Regions from separate parts of the Homo sapiens genome. Here regions 2 and 3 are each linked to region 1. A link is a contact called in ENCODE Hi-C data. All regions are on one chromosome and are shown on one strand. The core of a region is the stretch at or near the end of the contact, and the rest is flanking DNA. Distances in the headings are between cores, read along the strand shown. Region 1 holds the start of UAP1-DT (UAP1 divergent transcript). Region 2 holds the start of TAGLN2 (transgelin 2). Region 3 holds the start of IGSF8 (immunoglobulin superfamily member 8).

Region 1 (4,557 bases), core at 850-3,349:
CGGAGGTTGTAGTAAGCCGACATCACGCCACTGAACTCCAGCCTGGCGACAGAGTGAGACTCTCCGTCTCAAAAAATAAAAATAAAAAAAAAAAGGGTACCTCATAGGTTAAACTTTGATATCTGGGCGTAAACCACTGGTAACATGTGTTCATCTACATGTTGTATAATGTTCATAATGTAACGACCATACTTGAGTTTTGGACAAGCACAATTCATCTATTATATTTATTTGAGGCAGATATAAGCACCTTCATGCCACAAAAATAGTAGCATGTTTCCCATTAACGATGTTTAGAGGCACGTGTAATGGTAAGCAGCAATTAACAGAAGAGTTAAAAGATATGGATTTTTATTTTGACAACCGAAATCTGAAAAAGTTGAAAATCTGCTCGAGAAATTATGACAAAACTTGGTACATGCCCACAGCCTAATCCATCTGCATCAAAATATATGAAAAATTTGGTAATAATCTACCATTATCAAATATATTTTTATTAGAATTTAAATACCAGTATTAAAGAAATCCAGTATTTCTCCCTCCTTTTCTGGCTTCCCCCACCCAGCCCCTATCTCTGCTGGTATACGTATGCCCTCGAAATGAATAAGTAAACCTCTTAAAGCTTTTGAAAAACAGTATCAGAGTTGAGACATAACCACCAACTGAATCCTATAAATGCTTGGCAGCACAGCCTATGAAGTCTTTCTTTGCTCCAGCTAAGTGAGCCAACTGACTAACCGTGAAGGAATAGACAACTGCCTTGAGTTTCCGGCGAACTCTTGGATCCACACCCAGTGAATTTCACCTAAAAGTCCTTAAACTTTTGCAATACCAAATGACACACACATATGATCATAATCCTATTACCTGATTTCAGATTTCATAAACCATGTAGAAGTAAGTGTAGCACAGCGACAGGCCAAAGTTCAAGCAGCCATATGTTCAGCATACGTGTGCTCAGCCCTCCAATACCATCCTTCTGCTTGGCCAAGAGAGGGGAAACCCAGAAATTTCAATTCTCTCTCACTACCAGTATCATGGCAAACCAAACCAAAAAAAAGAAAGAAAAAAGTGGCAAGCAAACAGGTTTTGTCCCACTGTCCTGTCCTCCAAATGTATCCCCTGTCTTTGTCAGACCTCTCAAATCTTTTCCTCATATATTCAAGACACACCAACTCGCTTCCACCTGACAGTGCCAACGATCTCCTGTCCCACTACAGGCCCCCACACTTGGTATAACTGTCCACAAGGCCCTAGCCTGAGAGCCTCGAGGTCTCTACTGCCCACCCGGGAGAGGCCCCACTCCCAACCCCACACGCCTACACGACCCCCTCGGACTCAGACACTGGCCCAGACCTCCTCCCACAACGCCCCCAGTCCATCTGGGGCGCGCTCATTCCATCCCTGGCCCCGCCATCCACCCGGCTGCCCAGCCCACACACCCTCTCGCGGGGTGGCGGAGGATGGGGTGCGACTGCGGGGCGCACGGGCTGGGGTGTGTGTCTGCGGGCGAGCGGGAGGCTCCTCGGCGTGTGCTCGGCTGCCCGCGCTGTGCACGTTCGTGCGACGCGTGTCCACGTCTGAGCGCGTGGCCGTGTGTGCGGTGGGGCCAGGCCCTCCGCCCGCCCGGGTCCCGAGCCCCGCCGTCTCCTCGCTGGGCTGGGAGCCCCTCACCTTTCTCGGCGCGACCGCAGCTACGACCGTCTCCAGCTCCTTCCGCGCGGCCACTCATCGGCGTCCCGCGCTCGCTCCGAATATATACCCTCATCCGGGGGGCCGCGGCGGCGGGGCGGGCCGGGAGCGGGGGCCAAGTGGAGCGCCAGCCCCGGCCACCCCGCCCCTCTCGCCACGACTAGTGGCTGCCGACGCCTGAAGGAGTGGAAGCCGACCGCCCAGACACGTCAGCGCCGGGAGCACAGACGACGACGCGGACGCGGAGGCGGCCGCGGCCCGGGGCGCCGGGGCGGGGCTAGGGATGGGGGCCGGGCATGAAAGGAGTAACCCACCGGGCCGGGGCGGGGCCTAGTGCGTCACTCATTCTCTGGCCCAATGGGAATAGTTCTGGAGCGCAGTCGGCTGGCGTCCCGGTCCCTCCTGCGCACTAACTGAGGGTGAAGGATGTCGGTTGGGTCTGCTAGGAGGGGCCAGGAGCCGGCCGGCAGAGAGCGGCTCGTGGGTCCCAGGACCCCTGACGTCCCTAGGTTGTACTGGGAGGTGCGAGCCCGAGGCTCTTAGTCGGCCCAGCGGCACGGGGCACAAGCGGGCCACAGAGATGGGCAGGGAGCTGTGTCCCCAGGGTGGCGGATTTCCGAGCCACCCACGCGGGTGGTTGGGAAAGGGCGGTGGATTTTCCTGCGGAGAAACTTTCAGGGCGGGCCTGGCGCGCTCTCTGACCTTGGGCTAGTTATTTTGTGTGCAGTTCACAAGATGCCTGGCCGGGCTCCAAACTCGCTCTCTGTTTGGTTGTGTTTTGGCTCCCAAGAAGGCGAAGCCAGGCCTTTTTTCTTTTGCACAAACAGACAGGAAAGGAGAGAGGAAATGCAAGCAAAGGTAGTAGGTAACCTAAGGTAGTATAAGCCCGGGGTCATCTTTGTGAGTTTGCAGACTTAACGTCGCTAGGCCTCAGTACTCTGCAGAAAGATGGTGGAGGACCTAGATGACCTCCCAGGCCATTCCAGGACCAGTGTTTACAGTCCTGTTACATAACCTAGTGTGGGTGTGCACACACAGGTTATTATATGTTCAGCACTGTGCCCTTGGAAGCTATGTTTACATTTAAAGTTGTGTTGCATTTTGCAGCTTTTGCAAGAAGTGGAATATGTTGAAATACGAAAATACCTAGATTTAACATACCACCTATCATAAAGAGATTCAGGCGCCTTTCTTCTACTTTCTTGGGTGCAAAGGCCTTTTCATTCCCTTTACCAATTGCATAATCACCCACTGCCTCAAGTAACAACAGAAAAACTTAAACTTGGTAAGTAATGCTGGTAGATTTACATTCAGGAGATTGAATACTCTCCATCTCTCATGATCCTAGAACTTCCTTCGTTTCTTTGAAAGAAGAATAGTGTAGTGATTGGTTTATAGTGTAGTGATTGGTTTCTTAATCATGGGATCTGAAGACAATTTCAGCTTTATTGCTTGTGATCTTTGGCAAGCTACTTGTGCTATCAGTTTTCTCATCTATAAAAAACAGACAATAAAGATGAAAATGCCATTTGGTGGTTGTATTAAACCAATCGATATAAATGAAGTATGTAAAACAGTAAACACTAAATAACCTTTAGTTATTATTTATTATTGAGCACTTATTAATTCAAACTAGGAGACCCAGATTCAAAATCAGTCTACGCTTACTAACTGTGTGACTTTGGGTAAGTCATTTAACCACTCCAAACTCCAATGTCCTTTTATGAAATGAAGCTAATACCTATTTCACATGGGTATAGTAAAAAATGAGAAAGAACCTAAGATAATGTCTGGAATATTATAGGCATTCTATAAGTCATAGATGAATGACTGAGTAAAGAGCAAAATTATTAGTTAGCAATCCTTTAAAGAAAAAAGATAGAACTGAGGTCCAGCTCAATGTTTTTAATGAACTACTATAAAATCACATTTGTACTTTTACCCTTTTTTGCTGAAGTTTCATTTGTTTGTTATTCTGGTTACTAGGCATAAGAGGGGCCATAATCTCATCTTGCCAGCTAAATGTCCAGAAATGTCTAACACTAGAGTTATTTCTGTCCTTCGAAATACTTTTTATATACATGGTCTTTTAAGAGCTGATTGAAGAAAACAAGGCAACGATGTTCACACTACCTATGATTTTTTGACATTACACCAAAGGTATCAGCTAATGAAGTTAGACAACAGAAATCCTAAGAGGCTTATAAATTAGAAAAAATATATAAGAATTAAAAAATTATTTTTTAAGAATTTTAAAAAGTCATAAAACTACTTCGACTTGCAAATGACAAGAGAGAATACCTGGAAAGCCCTTGAGAGTCAACAATAAGACTAACAAACCACAGAAAAATTTTGGTTAGTGTATTAGTCCGTTTTCACACTGCTATCAAGAGATACCCAAGACTGGGTAATTTATAAAGAAAAGAGGTTTAATTGACTCACAGTTCTGCATGGCTGCAGAGGCCTCAGGCAACTTACTATCCTGGTGGAAGGCACCTCTTCACAGGGCAGCAGGAGAGAGAATGAGTGCTGAGCAAAGGGGGAAGCCCCTTACAAAACCATCATATCTGCCAGGCGCGGTGGCTCACGCCTGTAATCCCAGCACTTTGGAGGCTGAGGCGGGCAAATCACGAGGTCAAGAGTTTGAGATCAGCCTGGCCAACATAGTGAAACCCTGTCTCTATTAAAAATACAAAAATTAGCTGGGTGTGGTGGCACGCACCTGTAGTCCCAGCTACTTAGGAGGTTGAGGCAGGAGAATCGCTTAAACCTGGGAGGCGGAGGTTGCAGTGAGCCTAGATTTCACCACTGCACTCCAGCCTGGATGACAGAGCGAGACTGTCTCAAAAAAAAAAAAAAAAAAAC
Region 2 (4,506 bases), core at 378-2,877, 2.6 Mb after region 1:
GCCTCTCTCTCTCTCTCTCTCTCTCTCTCTCTCTCTGTGTGTGTGTGTGTGTGTGTGAAGTTTTTTACAGGTGAATAAACAAAGTTTGAAAGATGTTTCTGTGTGTTATCTGTCTTTGAGAGAGTGCCAGGAAAATCCCTGGACCCTTAAAGAAGAGGAGAATCTTCTTGAATAAATGGAGGTGCATTCAGCATTCATTCAAGAACATTTATTGAGTGCTTACGGAGGCCAGCTACTAAAGGCCAGCCACTGAAGTAGATACTGAGAAAATACAAAGCTCTGGAAGCACGCCTTTGCCCTTGAGGAGTTCTTTCTAGTCAGTGAGGCGGACAAAGAAATAGTTACCGTATGATAAGTTCCGTGATAAAGCTATGTGTTGGTTATTGTAGCACAAAGGAAGATGTTGCATTCAAGGCCACCTTTAGTGAACGCTAATATCGTGTGCTGGGACAAATGCCACATATTGGGGGGGAGTCCTCAGGACCCTCACAGATAGATGGTGGTAATAATAGTATTCACTATGTGCCAGGCACTGCTCTAAGCCCTATAGGTGGACTGTTTAGTTCTCTACAATTCTATGAATTAGGTAGTACTATTAGCTCTGTTCTATAGACCAGGGAACTCAAGCATAGAATGCACAACAGTCACACAGCAGGTAAAGGGTAGAGCAGGTGGGGAGCCAGTCAAGGAAGGGAAACTGTCCTAGGCAGAGGAATAGCCTTTGTAAAGGCACAGAAGAGTGAGAATGCTTGACAATCAGTGGGACTGGAATATAGGGCTGTGTAGGACTCGGGGAGGGAACAGAGAATAATAGAAAGGTTGGACAGGACTGGATATTGACATCCTGGAATCTCAGGTTCAAGGGAGGACTCTATCATGTGTGCAGAACTCCACCCCGGGGGACTCTATTCAACTGAAGCCTGAAAGGATGGGGGGCTCTTTCTCCACCCCTGAACTGTGCTGTCCTCCACCCTCAGAGACAAAAGAACCCCAGCCAGCCTCCTCGCGCTGAGGTCTCCCCCTCTGATCCCTCCAGGATTTAGGAAGAGATACCAGGTCATAGAAAAGGAGATGAAAGGCAGGGAGAAGACAGGTCTGAGCCCTGGGTCCCAACACCGAAAACACCCCTAGGGCCCTGGGCAGAGTGACCTCACTGTTAGTCCCTGCCCAGGCTTGAAGTAAGAGGTGAGCAAGATCACGTGGGGGTGCTGTCCCGGCCTGCAAGTCCCAGTCCTGTCACACACTAGTCAGTTGGGGTCGGGGGAAGGCCTTCCTGTGCCTCCTTTTACCTTGCCAGCCTCTAAACTAGGAGGCTTCTTCCTACATAAACACGCCCACAGTGTTTAGCTAACTTTCTAGGCAGAAAGTTTCCTACTGGGGCACAAGTCTACGGGCTCTCGGTGGAGGCTGAGGTACTCACGGGTGGAGACCACTGCAGCCGCCTTTGTAGATTCAGACTCCCCGAACCTTTAACCCTTGCTCTGGTCTACTGTCCCTCTGTCTCAAGCAGTCCTCCCTCCTTCTGCGCTGCGGCGCCTTTAAACCTTCTTGGCCCTTGCCCCGCCCCGGGTCCGCCCCGTCTGAGGCGGGACCCTCCTGAAAATCCCCGGCTGGGCAGGGCGCACCACTTGCAGCTGCAGCCCTTGCCTTGAGTCAGTGCGCCGCTCTCCAGCCCGCTTGAACGGTGAGCAGGTCGGGGGTACGGGGGTCGGGGACATGTGCGTGCTGTGTAGAAAGCAAGAAGCCAGCGCTTTGAACTTGCTCCAGCGAGCTCGGGGATCAAGGGCTGGTACCAGGCAAGGGTCCGGTGACTACTTTACCCCGCCCCGTGCTGTCAGGTCCTGTCCCCAAGCCCTGACCCGACATTGTTGGACGATGAGGTCAGGCGAGGTTAGCCCATGCATAGACAGGGCGTCCGTCTGGAGCAGGGACTCAGGGACTGAGCCCCACCCGCGGGCTCCATCGCTGAGTCCTCACTGGGGCGAGGGGAAAAAAGGGCGTCGGACTTTAGCTGGCTGGCCCCGAGTGACCCCGGGTCGTGGCGCCGGCCCTGGGCCAGCTCGTGCTCCTGGGCTTTCCCGCGCGACCCTTCACTTCCTGGTTCCAGGAGCACGTGTGAGCACTGCGTGCCCTCTGAGTCCCCGAGGCCGCCCTTTTCATTCCTGTTCCTGCTAGCTTGCTATTCTGGGGACTTGAGGTCACGGGCTGGGGCTAGGGGGCTCTGCATGGGTCGCACGGTGACCTTCTGTGAAGCTCCAGTCATCTCTATGACGGTCCCCTGACCTCGGGGGTCTGGGTGCTGCAGCCCTGACTGCGCCCCGGGGTGCCCTGTGTGAGGTTGTGGGGGTGGTGGTGGCTGCTTTTACCCTGCCCGAGCGCCGCTGCCCCCACCGGGTGCCCCCTGCTGCTGGGAAAGCCGGTGGTGGCCGCGGGCGGACGGGCGGGCTGCCCAGACCACTGCGTCACCCCAGCGGCGGGAGGGCGGTGGGTGACTCATCTGTTGTAACGGCCCAGGGTGTGGTCGTGGGGGTGGGGGGCGGCGGCTGGGAGGCCGGACCTGCAGGACCGGAGGTGGACTGCCGCCTCCCCCCGCGCCCTGTGCCTCCTGGGGCTACCTGAAGCCGGTGTCCTGGGAGATCTGTGAGCAGTTGGTATCTGTGGGGCAGAGAGAAACGGGGTGAGAGTGGGGATGGAGTGTGGGATTCGATGTAGAAGACCTGCGGCTGGGACGGGGCTCCCCCAGTGTTCTCATTGACTTCAAAGCACCAGACAGCAATGGCTCTCTATCTCTAGCCCCCTCCCAGTTTCTCCTCCCCACTACAAGGGGCAGACCTACAACTGCAGAGGAGGCCAAGGCAGGGCGGGCCCAGTAGGGCCCTACCATTCCAGAACCAACAAATAGGTTTTGTCCAACCGCAACTCCCTCCCTCACCCCAAGGCCTCTGCCCCTGTCCCCCACCCCGGGATTGGCCCCTAATCCTTTCTTCATTCCATCCCTTCTCCCTCCAGAATTTTCAGCTGTGGGTTCTCTAGCTCAGAACACTTTCCCTTCCCAGGGGATTTCTTCTCCTGAACAACTACTTCCTGAGTCCTCTTCTTCACCCCAACACGGGTCATTTCCTATCTTCCCCCACACGCTGTCCATCCCCACTATAGCTGTCTCCTGGAATAATCTCTTGCACCTGGCTACACCCGAGCACTGCTGAGACGATCCCACTTCTGCTCCCGTGCTCACAGCCTGCTCACCACAACGTCTGTGTTGACAGGGTGTTTCTGCCCGGAGCCCCCACCCAGCCTCCAACACTGTTTGGTACACAGAAGCCATGGCAACGGCCCCCACCTCATCCCCTCCTCCCACGCAAGCTTTGGAGCTTCCTGTTTGTGTAGCCTCAGCTTTCTCTTCTGCTCCTGACTCTCGGTGGTGAGGGGCTGCCCTACGGTGGTTCCCTTAATTGTGGGCCGCCCCCCATCCTTGCTGCTGGCTGTGGCACCTCGCTCTGTGGGCTGGTGCCCTCACTGTGCTGCTCTTTGAGAACACTCCCTGTCCCAAATCTGAGTTGGGAAGTTCTCCTGTGTTCCATCTGCACGGTGGATGGAGAGTCCCTTTGTCTTCCCAATTAAACACCCTAGCCAAGAACCCTGAAGTCCTCCCTGCCCCCACCCATGTCCGCCTTTTCTTTGGCTTTGGCTTTGGTGAGGTAAGCTTCCAGCCCAGGGTCTGGGTGGGGCCGAGTGCCTTGCGTGGCCCCTCCCCGTTTCCCGCCTATTGTAACTCCAGGGTGAGGGTGAGGGTTGTTCTCACAGCTGCAGTAGCGCTAGGGTTTAGGTTGCTCCCTGCCAGTCCATCCCCCAGGTTGTTCAGCTGTCACCTTCCTTTGGGGTCCCCAGCTCTGGGGGTCCCCCACACCTGTCTTCCAGCTGGGCATATCTCTTCTCACCCTGGTAGGCAACTTGCTTACTGTTTTCTTTATGTTTGAGGGAAGGCAGGGGCAGGTCCCCTGGGTGTCCCTAGGGTGGGCCTTCCCAGCTCCAGCAGCCGCAGCCCATCAGCTTCTGCCTGCCCGTGGGGGTGGGGAAGAGAAACAGCTGCTGACCAGGCCTGGCCTGGTTGGAACTGCCCCTTCTCAGGACCCCGCCCTATGGCTCTGGCACCTCAGAGCTTGAGGGCAATGGCCCCAGAGTGGAGCAGATACACTGCAGCTGGAGGCCGTGACCCTGCCAGCTGTGTCCAGGCCCCAGCGTTGGGCGGTGGAGGGGGTTCCTCAGCATCCACTTTCCACCCAGTGGTGGGTCTGGGAGGCCAAGTTTGTCCTGCCTTGGGGGGTTGGGGGGCACTGGAAGTGTCTGGCTTCAGGCCTTTCTCTCTGCTCTTAACCCCAGTGTCTAGGTTAATCATTCTCCTGCCCTTTCTTTACCTGTGCCATGGTGATCCCCGAGCCTCAGGCCACTTGGTCCCTGGAAACAGCCCTGAGCACAGCCACTCCCAGGAGAGAGGTCTGGAACTGG
Region 3 (4,557 bases), core at 756-3,255, 2.5 Mb after region 1:
TTAAATGACACCACCTTGCAAAATATGCTATAAGGACTAGGACTAATATCCAAAAGGGCCTTCTTGTGTAAGCATTTCATAAATGACATCTATCATTATTACAATTGGTAACATCTTTCATCCCTCAAGCATCATGAAGGCATTAAATCCACTCGATAATTAAATCCATTATAAAGGGAGAGACGTATTCTTCCAAAAGCTTCCCCTATGAGTTTCAGTTTTCACATAGCTCGATATGCCTGTGGATGGATTTAGATGATGAGGTTCTGGAGCAACCTTCTGGATATTTCAAAGTGGGAATAAACAGGCACCTTATTGCCCTGTTCATGGGCCAGTGCTGGCAGTCCTGGGAAGTGAGGGCTGGACCTCTGATCTCCCTTCAAGGCCTCAGTTTCTCTGGTTTCTCCAGGGTTCCTCAATGTGGCTTCTACTGGCAACCCCGTGAGCATCTTCTCAGAGTCAGGCACTGTGCCACGCTTGAGGAATACCATGTCAAGGAAGGTCTGGTCTGGCCTGTGCCACTTACCCTCTCTGGGCCTCAGTTTCCTCTTCTGTAAAGGGGGGTGAGTGAGTGGGAGGGAAGGGGGATGAGAGGGGAGAGGGAGGATGTTGGAGGGTAGAGGGTGGTAAATGGGCTCTGGGGTCACCTCCCACTGACAGCCACTCTGACAGCCTTGGCTTTGCAAACCTGGCCATCTCTTCTCCCCATTCTGGTCTCATCCTTCCTGCCCCTGCCCACTTCCCATCTTTACAGTTCAGGAAGAGACAGAGCACCTGGGAAGGGTGCCTCCTCCATTCTCCCACCTCCAGGGCAAGCCCCACTCTTCCTAGAACAGAGCAATGTTCATCTCTTCCCACTGTCACTGAACATAGAGACTCCTTCACCTAAATGCCAGGTCTAAACTAAGCCTCTTAGGAAGCAGTTCAAATAATAATTCAAAACCTAAAACAAAATAATCCTTATCTCCCATTTTGTGTTAGTTTCCTGTGCCAAACACTTTATGTACATTACCTATCATCACAATAACCCTTTGGGTGATGTGATCAACCTCAATTCAATTTGCAGAGGAGAAAACTGAAGTTGAAGGAGGTTAAACAACTGGGCTAGGATCACCCAACCCAGAAATGACGTCACATGGACGGCCCCCTCTCCTAATCCATTTTTCTTTTGGTTTTGCCCTCTGAGGGGGTGAAAAACAGGTCTCCAGTGACCTTCTGGATCCTGGAAGCGCCCTTCAGCTCAAACCCTTCGCATTCAGGAACTCCTGGCTTCCGCCAACCCCTACTTCAGCAGGGTTTGCAGCGAGGACTATGGCTCAGAGCAAATAACTGAATTCTAAATGCGTGGTCACAGTCACCTCGCCAATCCCAGGGACCCTGCACCCAACTCTCCAGGAAAGGCTGGCAGGTGCGGGGTGGAATGCGCTCTGTGCGAGGGTGGGTGGGAATTTCGATGCGCAGAGGTGCAGTTAGCTCACTCCTGCGGGGGCCTCGGGCGGAGCCAGGGCCAGGGGCGGGGCGAGGCCGGGGTCCAGGGCGGAGCCAGGATTGGAGGCTGACGTTAGCCCTGCGGGGACGGGGAAGGGGTGCGGCTTGGGACTGGGGCGGGGCCGGGGCCCGGGGAGGAGCCAGGATTGGAGTCCGACTGTAGTCCTGGTGGGGCGGGGCGGGGGAGGGGCCGGAACTGGGGCTGGGCCGAGGCCCGGGGCGGATCCAGGGCTGGAGTCTTGGCGGGGCGGGGCGGGGAGGGGCGGGGCCGGGGCGGGGCTGGGACTCGATGCGACTCAAAGGTGAGTTTCGAGGGGCGGGGCGGGGCCGGGGCCAGGTGCGGAGCAAAGGCCGGAGTCTGGCGGGGGTGGGGCAGGCAGGGCCAAGGCTGGGTCCGGGGCGGGGCGGGCCTAGACGGGGCGGTGGAAGGGGCGGTGCCGGGGCGGGCCGGGGCGAGAATGGTTTCAGAACTGCCGAGGGCTGGAGGGAAAGCAGCGGGAGGGGCGGAGGGAGGGGATTCGGCAGCTCCAGTTCAGCTCGCTCGGCGCACCCACGCCTCGCTGCCCCGCTTCCTGCCCTCAACCTGGGCATGCGCCCCCCACCCTTCCGGCCCCCCAGAACCCGCGCCATCCCCCGGAGCCTCCCCAGAGCTGGCCGCGCAGGATGGGCGCCCTCAGGCCCACGCTGCTGCCGCCTTCGCTGCCGCTGCTGCTGCTGCTAATGCTAGGTAAGCCAGGCCCCCGTTCCGGTTCCCGGCCCTGCCGGGCAGGTGCCTGCCATCCAGCACCCCCCTAGCATTTCGGGGCTCCTCACATCCTCCTCCGTCAGGGGTACCTCCAGCCTCCCCGGGGTCGGCGTCCAGCTGCGCTTTGTGGCTGTCCGCCGAGCCAGTCTTGGGAAGAGTGCAGGCTCCCCAGCTCTAAGCCAGGGACTGGGGCGTAGAGAGGACCCACTAAGGTGCTGCCCCAGGCACTGCTCGGCCTCCCGGGGCAGGCCACACATCTCAGCTAGCATACCCACGTACTGGGGTCGCTGCACCAAATGCTGCGACTCCTTTCTGCCCCACACTCAGCTCCAGGCCTGGCCTTGGGTGCCCGCCCTACGAGGGCAGTGCCTGCCCAGCTTCATAATTGCCCCAGAGTTGGCTGGAGGCCCAGAGGCCAGTTCTGCCCACGATCTTTGAAGTAAGTCTCTCCCAGTTGCGCTCCACGCACTTCATCAACTGGGGGCAGTTCCCTCTCTCACCCCCATCTCCACCCTGGGTTGGGTCCCTCTTTGCCCTTCTTCCTGTCTCCCAAATGGCACTTGGCTCTGCAGCCACCCATCAGTTTTCACACCGCTTAGTTCCAGCTTCCTTGCCTCAGGAGAAACCAGGTTCCATGGAGACTGATCCTGGGATCTCCAAGCACCTTGTGCCTGCTGTGGTGGGTGTTCATGGTGGGGTGTTCTGGGCCAATCTTGCATGGATGCATGGGGATAATGACAGTGGAATTGTTTTTGGCCTGAACTGGAGGGCTCCCTGTAGGAGGTGGTCTGGGGAAGAGTATGGCATGGAGACAGTGAAACTGCCAGTACAGATGTTGATGAGGCTGAAGCCCTTGAAATGAGAGTGAAGCGTGGGGGTGGGGATGGTGACTTCAGAGCTGCTGTCGTCAAGGCAGAGGCTGAAGGTAGCCCCAGCTGCCTGTTTCTAGACCAGAGCTCCACAGTGGCACCAAGCAAAGCCTTCCCCTGCTGCAGGTCCCTGGGCCCTGCAGGGTTAGGATGAGTCCTCTCCCTGGTCCCTGGGCAGGTGGCAGGAGGATGTACAGAGAGGAAGGCGCTGTGGGGCCTGGGTTGCCTAGCACTTGGTGTGTTTTCCCCAGTGGGCAGCATGGAGCAGGGAGGAGCCCAGGGAGGTGGGGAAGTGCTGGCCTGTGTTTGAAAAAGGAGCACGCAGAGGTCTGAGCACCCACTGCCTGTGGGCACTTACATTCATTTCACAAATGAGGAAAATGAAGTAACTTGCCCCAGAGAGCACATTTAGTGAGTGTTGGGGCTAGGATTTGAACACAGATCTGATTCCAAAGCAGGCCTCTTTGCTGTCCCTTTCCTTGCTGCGACTGATACAGAGGAGGGGAGAGAGAGCTGTGTGGCAACTGATTTCCTAAGGCTGTGGAGGTGACTTTCCCATGGGCATCTCCAAGCATCAGCAGTTGTGGAGCCAGGAAAATGGGAGGGGGCCTTCTGAGCAGTCTGCCCTGAGGCAGTCAGGGAAGGTGTCAGCTTGGCTGTCTCCACCGTCACTCTGATTATGAAACTTGCCTGGCCTGGGGCAGGGCTCTCCTGAGTCACATACGCACTCACACATGGTCAGAGCTGGAGCTCTTAGTTCTCCTCCAGTGTGGAAACTGAGGCCTAGGACAGAAAGAGACTGGATCCCAGGCCACACAGCTGGGCATGGGGATGGTGCTGGAATCCCACTTCCTGACTGGCAGCTGTGCCCTTAACAACAGACCATGAGTTCTCCCTGTGACCCAGCCAGAGGATGAAGGAAGGGGCTAGGAGCCCAGAAGCAGGGGTGGGGAAGTTCAGAGGAGCCGTTCTAGAGAAGCTGGAGGGTAGAGTTTGACCACAGACTCCTGGGCATTTTCCTCTAGCTCCTGCAGAAAGTCCATGGTATCCCCCTGGGAGGCCTAAAAGTGACACTCTGGTTGGTGAGGTCAGTCCCTTCAGGCCTGGCCTTGGAGTTTCCCCATCTTCCTCTCTGGTTTTGCCCCTCTGGAGGAGTGTGTGGAAGCCATCTAGGGACAGCATGATCTTGGCTAACATATTATACTTTTCCTGCCTTACCTTTCTCATCTGTAAAATTGGGAGAGGTGGGGAGGGGTGGCCTAGCCCTCTTTACATTGAGGTTCTGTGATCTTATCTAGTGGGAGCTATGGAAGGAAAGAAGGGAGGAGCTAAGCCCTCTAAGTCTGCCAGGAGTATCTGCTGGGGTAGGGTTGGGCATAGGGGTGGAGTAGGGTGAAGAAGAGAGGTTTGGCCTTTCTGAAGGGAGAGAGATGAGAAGGGGCAGCTGGGGATTTA

The links. A loop is a pair of places that touch in the nucleus more often than their neighbours do. Pooled maps may share reads with other maps.
Region 2: a loop to region 1 is called in a map of CD8-positive, alpha-beta T cell, with 14 times the contacts of the local background. The contact joins the promoter of TAGLN2 here to the promoter of UAP1-DT in region 1. A Hi-C loop is called at or near these places in 2 of 168 maps with a recorded cell type or tissue (CD8-positive, alpha-beta T cell and natural killer cell) and 8 of 50 pooled maps.
Region 3: a loop to region 1 is called in a map of CD4-positive, alpha-beta T cell, with 13 times the contacts of the local background. The contact joins the promoter of IGSF8 here to the promoter of UAP1-DT in region 1. A Hi-C loop is called at or near these places in 2 of 168 maps with a recorded cell type or tissue (CD4-positive, alpha-beta T cell and naive thymus-derived CD4-positive, alpha-beta T cell) and 10 of 50 pooled maps.

What each region holds. Positions count from the first base shown.
Region 1 is chr1:162,558,895-162,563,451 of GRCh38, reverse strand. It overlaps UAP1-DT (UAP1 divergent transcript), which reads left to right and starts at 2,099. Exons shown (of 3, transcript XR_426859.4): 1 at 2,099-2,214; 2 at 2,800-2,977. It overlaps UAP1 (UDP-N-acetylglucosamine pyrophosphorylase 1), which reads right to left and starts at 1,730. Exons shown (of 11, transcript NM_001324116.5): 1 at 1,675-1,730. RefSeq lists a silencer at 1,242-2,141.
Region 2 is chr1:159,922,628-159,927,133 of GRCh38, reverse strand. It overlaps TAGLN2 (transgelin 2), which reads left to right and starts at 1,627. Exons shown (of 5, transcript NM_003564.3): 1 at 1,627-1,684. LOC124904437 (a long non-coding RNA gene) reads right to left here and starts at 3,256. Exons shown (of 2, transcript XR_007066683.1): 1 at 3,183-3,256; 2 at 194-2,655. IGSF9 (immunoglobulin superfamily member 9) reads left to right here. Exons shown (of 21, transcript NM_001135050.2): 21 at 1-93. RefSeq lists enhancers at 1,949-2,525, 1,998-3,197, 3,337-3,496, 3,507-3,606, 4,007-4,186 and 1 more and a silencer at 2,257-2,666.
Region 3 is chr1:160,096,067-160,100,623 of GRCh38, reverse strand. IGSF8 (immunoglobulin superfamily member 8) reads left to right here and starts at 2,005. Exons shown (of 7, transcript NM_052868.6): 1 at 2,005-2,215. The coding sequence starts at 2,152. RefSeq lists a silencer at 1,421-2,250 and enhancers at 2,817-3,343, 3,344-3,872, 3,873-4,399.